2 separate regions of the Homo sapiens genome follow, and region 1 is linked to region 2. A link is a contact called in ENCODE Hi-C data. All regions are on one chromosome and are shown on one strand. The core of a region is the stretch at or near the end of the contact, and the rest is flanking DNA. Distances in the headings are between cores, read along the strand shown. Region 1 overlaps NET1 (neuroepithelial cell transforming 1). Region 2 overlaps PFKP (phosphofructokinase, platelet).

Region 1 (3,826 bases), core at 1,153-3,652, 2.3 Mb after region 2:
AAAATCTGGGCATTGGGAATACTCCCTTCTACTGGATTGGTCATTGTTGATAGGACTTTTTAATGAATAGAGCTAGGAGATAAATATAATTTTAGAAAAACAAAACAAAATATGAATTTATATTGAAATTTCAGATTCAAAGATAAAGGGATTTAACTTAATCTTATCAGTCTTACTATGTAGAGTTCCTTCAACTTCACCAAAAGTCCAGAGACATTGATTTAATTATGCATTTGATTTATACTACAGTTCAAAGACAACAGCTTGCATTATTATTGATTACTGAAAACGTTTTATGTTTTCTTGCATTTTTCAGCTTTGTTTAAACCTATAGGTTATAACATAGTAGGGATGTACAGTCAAATTACTGTGTTTTTAAATTATTACACTCACTTCTGTGTGTAATTACACCAACAGCTCATTTGGTTTTTAAAAAAAATTTTATTGTTTAAGAATTACTGCTTTTTAAATTTATCTTATAATTGTGTGACAGAATTATGTAGAATTTTGAAGTCATTCTACAGAGGATTCTTGTTCATATTCCTGACTCTTCTACCCTACTCACTCTTTCAGATGAAATCTTTTTTTTTTTTAATTTTATGGTTTATCCTTCCACTTTTAAAATATATAAGCAACTATATATATATAGTATTCCACTTTCTTGGATGAACTGTATGTAGCCTACTGTCTTTCTTAATGTTTTGTTTGTATGTTTGCTCTTTGCTTTGGTATATCTTTTGATATTTAGGTAGGTTTGTGTTTTTGTTCTAATGGTTCTTTATACTGATACCTTATGTAATACCTTTTGGGCTACTATAAATGGGTTAATTCCTATGAGCATTTAGTTAACTAGCACTTCTCCCTACCCTCTTTCTCTTCTGATTTGAAATACTATTGCTTGACTTGTAGTTAATGCATTTAAGGCAGTAAGTGAGCTTATTTTACTTTTCATGTACATTCACCACTTTCCTCCCATTTTTAAAAATAGTTTGTCAGAGCTTTTAGCCATTACGAGCTATACTGTAGACCCTGATAACCATCAGGTAGTCTTAGTTCTACTGGTAAATATATATTTAATTCTCAGCACCAGTCCTCATGTTGAGTCCTTTCTAGTTTTTTTGTTTGTTTGTTTTGGTTTCTGAAGCTCATTCTCTAGTACAGGGGTCAGCAACCATGACCCACAAGCCATATGTGACTGATCTCTCTATGTTTTGTTTATAGCTGCCTTCGTAAACACTGCAGTATCTGGGCTGAGCAGTTGTGACAGGAACCATAGGACCTGTAAAGCCAAAAGTATTGACTCTCTGGCCCTTCACAGAAAAAGTTTGCTGACCCCTGCCCTGGAGTTGAGTAGATTCTCAGGCAGTGTTCATGGTATTCCCCAAGTACTTGCATGTTGCATGTTCTTTTCAGTTTGTTTGCAACCTTTATACTTGAAGGTTCATTTGGACGGATATGAAACCCATGGCTCACCTTTTCTTTCATTGAGTATATTTAATATTTTACTCCATTGTGTTCTGGCATAAACTATGTCTTTTCAAAGTCATAATAAATGTGTAGTTTCAGGTCATCTTTTGTTTTAGGAACTTTTTTTTTCTTGAATTATACCTTTTGGTATTTATTGTATTTTGTTTCCCCTCTGTACCCTTTATATTATCTTGGATCTTCATCTTTTAAAATCTTTTCTATTTATTACTTTTTCTCAAAACTTTTTATCTTTTTATTTTTAAAGCCATCCTCCTTTTTTCCCTAATGCATTAAGCATTGTACTTTTCATTCTGAAATAATTTTTTTTATTTTTAATTCTTAGTTCTATCACCTCTCATTTCAATTCCTTCTCCAGTCACCTAATTTCTGAGTCTTATGTTTCTTCAGAGCTTCTGTAATTTTCTTAATTTACTTCACGCTGTAGAGACATGATTCTACTCCAGTCTGTGTTTCCTTATAATAGTTTTAAGTGGAATTCTTAATACTTCTGTCGCTCATTTTTCAGTGCAGTAAGTTTCCTGTATGGTGAGAGGAATAGGCCAGGATAGCCTTTTCAGCTTCATAACTCTAGAGCTCCCTCTTGTGTTGTGTTCACAAGGTGATTTTTCAAAGTATGGTTTCATCCTTTCTGAGATCTTTTCTGCTCCCTTTCTCTTTTATCTGGAACTTTTCTTGTCTTTGCTTCTGTTGCCCTGTTCTTCTCAGTCTGGAGTCTACTCCTAGGAGTTTTTCTAAAAGAAGTATCAGTTTCAAGAGTTTACATGGCCCAGACTGCTCTAACACCTATTTGCATGGCATTGTTCTTGTTCTCAGCCTGAGAACAAGATCCTTCAGAGCCTTTCCCAGATGAGGCTGCTATTCTGAGACTAGTATGCCATTGAGGCTTCAGGGGAGGTTGAAGGGATTCTCCTGTTCCCAGGGCCATCAGAAAAACCCCGTGCCTTCCCTCTGCCTCATCATACACAAATGCTGATACTTTGTGGGCCTCATAACTGTCTGGTTTGTCACTCTGCTCATATTTTGAGGTTTAAGGGGAATCTTTCTCTTTGTTGTGGATTTTATTTGTGGGTTTTCTTTTTTTTTTTTTTTGGTTATGCTAGTTGCTCTGTTTTTTTTTTTCTTTAAAAGTAAAGACCTGTCAAAGAATTAACTTATTAATGAGTTAACCAACATTATAGAAAAGCTGATCAAAGGACTAGGAAACACTGACATACACTAGTCACTGAAGGAAAGAATGGTGGACTGAGATTACCAAATTATATATAAAATATTAATATCCTCATCTGCATCTCTACCTACAAAATTTATTTGCATTGCTGTGAGTTTTCTACAGAGTTAACTTTTACTTTTTCAGAGCTATAGAAAAGCCTGCTCAGTACAAATAGTGAATCAAACAAAAGGCTTGAAGTTCTGATGATCCCAGTAGCATTAAGCTGTATTTATACTTTGAAAATAATGATTGGCTAAAACAGAGATACTCAACCCTGGCTGCAGATCAGAGTCACCTGAGGGTGGCTTGTGTAGCAGGAGAAGTGTGCTACGGGACCTATTCCAGACCAATTCCATATATGAATGGAGGAATAGGGGAGGAAATGAGGATAAGTGACATTGGGACCTAGGAACATTTGATTTTTCTTTTTATTTTTTAAAGATACCAGGTGATTCTCATGTATAGCTAGAGTTAAAAACTAGAATGTGACATTCTTAAAGTTATTCCTCCCTCCCCCTGATTTTTGCTTGGACTTACATCTAAATACAACAGTTTTTATGTAATAAGCTAAACATAATCTGTTAGTACAATTATTTGATGCCTGTTGCTAGGAGCCATTCTACTTTATATGCCTCCGTGCCTGAGATAGATAGATAGATAGATAGATAGATAGATAGATAGATAGATAGATAGATAGATAGACAGACAGACAGATAGATAGATAGATAGATAAAATAGATACTCCGTAAATATTGAATTAATGAATGAAATATTAATAATACAGGTCAAATGAATGACATAAGACCTTGGACTTACATAAGCATATAACATGATCATTGTATTACGTATTTGGACTTTGGATATCTTATATGAAGAATTTAATTCTGATGTCAATTGAATTTTCATGTTATGGATCATTAGCTATTTTGTCTTGAAGCTGTGATTGTTTATCAAATTTTTCTCTAGGTAAAATTTCAGCCTTGTCTTACTAGGCTGACTTACTTCTGTATTATATATACAATTATTCATTTTTAAAAGAACACAGTATTAGTTTTCCAAATGTGTTTCTCAGCTGTGTATGTTAGCAACTACAATCTTTCCTTTTTATTTTGATAGGAAGAGTCAAAA
Region 2 (4,232 bases), core at 415-2,914:
CGCCACCACACCCGGCTAATTTTTTGTATTTTTAGTAGAGGTGGGGTTTCACCGTGTTAGCCAGGATGGTCTCCATCTCCTGACCTTGTGATCCGCCCGCCTTGGCCTCCCAAAGTGCTGGGATTACAGGCGTGAGCCACCGCATCTGTCGTAGCATTATCTTTTATTACATGTTTATATGCCAGCCAGGTCCCATGCTGAATTCTTCATGTATGATCTGCCTTCATCCCACCACCATTTACACCATTGCCTGTGGCTTCAGACAATCTAGTTTCAGTGAACATTTCAAACTGCAGAAGAGCACCATCTCCCTTCACCACCACCTCCCCACCACTGTGGTCAGCTGAATGAGCCTCAAGGTGGGGTTTGCTGTAAGGTCACTGCCAGGCCAGTGCTTGGGACCCTCTCTCTACAGGGGAGGAAGGGCGACCGGCCTCGCTCCTGCTGGGGCTGTTGGTTGTACAACTTACCGGAATTGTGCACTCTTAGCTTTGGCTTAAAGAAATCTGTGATGCCAGAGGGCTAAATACATCATGCTGTTGCATTATTGGTCTTCCAAAGAAGCAAGTGCAGGACCACATGATGGTGTGTCGTGTGCTAACCTATTTTAGAATTTTACAGTTGACTGAGTCTCCCAAGAAGAAATCCTGAGGCTGCTCTATAGAAATTTTCTATCAAGTAATGAAATCAGTGAGGGTGCTTTGCTGGGGTGATTGGTAGGGTCTCTGGACAAGAGCGTTCCTTCAGAGTGTTGGTGGGGAGGTGAGCAGGGCTTGGGATGTGTGTTGGTGTGGGGCTGTTTAATCTCAGGCTCTGCCTCTGAATTTCCTAGAGACAGGATAAAGCCACGATTCCTGGCCTTTGAAAACCATTGACATAGTGAAATTCCTGCCGCCTCTCTTTCTCGCACACCTAGTTTGGAACGCTGGTGTTTCCCAAGTCTAAGCCTAGAGAGCCGTTCAGAGCTGACCTCTGCATGCATGCTCTGAATTCTAAAAGTGAAATGCTTTAATTTATTAAGGAATGTTGTAGCTTTAGGTTCTGTGGGGGAGGGAAAAGGATTAAACTAGGGAAAGCTTGATTCTGTAGGAAACAAAAAAAATAGTATTTACTCAGAAGCAGCAAAGCCCCTACATCTCTGGATGCAGTAACTATGTCTGCAGGAAGCTGGTGATAACACTATCTGGAAGGCACTTTTAAAGTCTGTTATCTCTAGGAGCTTGTTTTATTCTGGTAGTTGGAATGTTCACCATTTGGAGTTAGTTGAGTGAAGAATTCAGGAAATCAGATTGGAAAAAAGCATTATCCAGTTGAGAAGACACATGGACCCATGCAACAAGCATTCTGAAAGAAAAAGCCTACTGCTGCAACACAACGGTATAATTTCCCTTTGTCTGTAACTTTAAAAAAAAAAACTTACATATGAGACGTCCGAGAAAGCCACCCATAGGTGAACTACGCGCATAGGTGAACTAGCTTACTCCATTTATGATGGATTCGGCGATTGCCTAAAAATTCTAGTCAAAACCACCTCTACATATAGAATGATCTCCTACATGGTTAGAAGGCTGGTTATTTTGACACAGCTCAAAACAATTTCGAATAAGTTGAAATGACTTCAGAGCCTGTGGCATGTTCTTAGATGTGATCGAATGACTCAACGTAAAAAATTCTGTCCGACGATGGATCCGATACAGCCAACGAGGAGCTCTAAGGTTCATCTTGTGAGTCAGAGTCAACAAGACAGAGAATGTTACTTTGGCCAAAAAACTGAGATAAGGTTAAAGGTTTTATGCTCTGTTTTTCCTATGTGAGTCATAAAACTGGCTTGGAAGGCAAATTCCAAAAGGGTGTTTTAGGAAACGTCTGGGCTTTGGCTGTAGTAAGATAAATATTCAGCCTTCTAAGAAGACTTCAAAAGAGAAAACTCATCTGAATTTCTACGTTGTAGTACGTTTGGGCAAAATGAGTCTTCCTAATTTAGTAATATCTTCCTTGTTGGTGAAAGACGGCTTAGAACTGCGGCTGGTAGTTGCTTTTCACATGTTCCATGGGCGTCGTGACTTTGCAAATTAAAGAATGAGTCATTTCCTAGCAACTTAGCTCACGCATGCACTAGACAGGGAGCATTGGAGGTGGCACTCAGAAAGCCCTCCCTTTCTATTTTTTAATGGCTTTCTTTGCCACATGCATCTATGCAACACAAAATAATGAAATTACTTTCAGAGAACATTTTACTTTTCAAAATGTTGTGGTTTGCAGAGCAGTTTTCTTACTACTCCAGAAGCAAGAGGATTCGTTAACATGTTTGATTAAATCCGTATTTAAATTCTGTGAACTCATGCAGGGAAAGGAAATTGTATGGTTCCCACTATGGCATATTAACTAGTAAAATGCTGGGTGGCGGTTGACTTGGAAGCAGCGTCCGGGATAGCGCGTGCTCCAGGAATACTCTGAAAGCTGATGCCGTTAGGGGTGCATGGTTGACTCCTGGGCCTGAGACGGCCTCAGGATGCTGCAGCGGCCTTGGCATCCTCTTCAGCAGGGTGGCGGCCGGAACTGGCACCTTCCCCCCGGTCTCTTTATTTACCAAAAAACTGCATGCACAGAAATGACCGCAACAGCTCTGGGTGTGGGAATGTAGGAACTGTCTGTTTCAGTTTTGCCGGAGCCCCAGGTTTACGGCCGCTCTACATCCCAGTCCTCTCAGGGAGGTCCCGGTTTCTGCTGCAGTTCAGGCCCCATCATGGGTCATCTTTTCTCTCCTCCTGAGATGTGGGCTTGGAGGATGGGAGGTCGTGCCTCTAAGAAGGGTCCGTTTCACGGTGGCCCAGGCTACATGCCTGCTTCCTTGTTTCCTTGCCCCCCCGAGCTTCATGGAAGTCAATCTGGAAAGTCAGGATCACTGCAGATGGCAGTTTGTTCAGTGTTGCTCCCAGACCTGAAGAATGGAGCGCTCTGTTGTGCTTGCAGAATGAAGCATAATTCTTAGCAGAAACCTGGGAGGCCGGGTGCGGCGGCTCATGCCTGTAATCCCAGCACTTTGGGAGTCCGAGGCGGGCGGATCACGAGGTCAGGAGATCGAGACCATCCTGGCTAACACGGTGAAACCCCGTCTCTACTAAAAATACAAAAAATTAGCCGGGCGTGGTGGCGGGTGCCTGTAGTCCCAGCTACTAAGGAGGCTGAGGTGGGAGAATGGCAGGAACCCGGGAGGCGGAGCTTGCAATGAGCCAAGATCACGCCACTGCACTCCAGCCTGGGTGACACAGCGAGACTCCGTCTCAAAAAAACAAAAAACAAAAAAACCTGGGAGTTTGGGGTGGTAGAGATCACTGAAACTGCAACCCCAAGGCTAGGTTATCTCTTTATTTATGTATCCACCCACCCGCCTACCTACCTATTGTACTTACAATATTCTGAGGATTATGGCCTCCAAGAGTCATTCATGGCTTTGCACATGACCGTCTGTTACCAGTGAGTCCTTGTGTGGACAGAGCATCCGCAGCAGGACAGAACATAAACGGTGCCTCCCAGGGTGCCCTGTGCAGAGGCGAGGTCTGCATCCGACCTCACACTTGCTCACCCTCGCCCTCCGGGGGACGGCTACACTGGGCTCATCTGCACTGCAAGGGAAATCTGTTTTCAGAGCAAGGGGAGACAATAATAATAATAATAATCCCTAGAGTGAGACTGGGCTGTGTTTAGAAGATGTTCTGCTGTTTTGCCATGGAGGTAGGGGGCCTGGTGATGGGCAGTCCCTGTACCAGCCTGTGAGCCAGGGCCTGGGTGCCTGGGGGGTCTCGGGAGGTGCAGACGGGGCTGCCAGCGCTGAAATGAACCAGCTCTGTTTTGGGTTCTGTTCCATTCCAGACTGTTTTCTCCTTTCTTGTTTATTACATGTATGACACTAAATTATAAACACACATGTGGCCAGGCATGGTGGCTCACGCCTGTAATCCCAGCACTTTGGGAGGCCCAGGCAGGCAGATCACTTGAGGTCAAGAGTTGGAAACCAGCCTGGCCAACATGGTGAAACCCTGTCACTACTTTAAAACAAAAACAAAATTAGCCAGATGTGGTAGTGTGTTCCTGTAATCCCAAGTACTCTGGAGGCTGAGGCAGGAGAATTGCTTGAACCTGGGAGATGTAAGTTGCAGTGAGCCGAGATCGTGCCACTGCACTCCAGCCTGGGCAACAGAGCAAGACTCTGTCTCAAAAATAAAATAAAA

What was found. A loop is a pair of places that touch in the nucleus more often than their neighbours do. Pooled maps may share reads with other maps.
Region 1: a loop to region 2 is called in a map of tibial artery, with 11 times the contacts of the local background. The contact joins two enhancer-like sites. A Hi-C loop is called at or near these places in 2 of 168 maps with a recorded cell type or tissue (ascending aorta and tibial artery) and 4 of 50 pooled maps.

Annotation. Positions count from the first base shown.
Region 1 is chr10:5,432,134-5,435,959 of GRCh38, forward strand. The region is part of intron 3 of NET1 (neuroepithelial cell transforming 1); the gene reads left to right. Among named protein-coding and RNA genes, the nearest start is that of NET1, 21 kb to the left of the region's middle. Within about 2 kb of position 2,403, at least 2 of the 41 ENCODE cell types and tissues checked have a DNase peak (open chromatin) inside an H3K27ac peak, as active enhancers do.
Region 2 is chr10:3,093,792-3,098,023 of GRCh38, forward strand. All of the region lies in intron 2 of PFKP (phosphofructokinase, platelet), which reads left to right. Among named protein-coding and RNA genes, the nearest start is that of PFKP, 28 kb to the left of the region's middle. RefSeq lists an enhancer at 1,360-2,559. Within about 2 kb of position 1,665, at least 20 of the 41 ENCODE cell types and tissues checked have a DNase peak (open chromatin) inside an H3K27ac peak, as active enhancers do.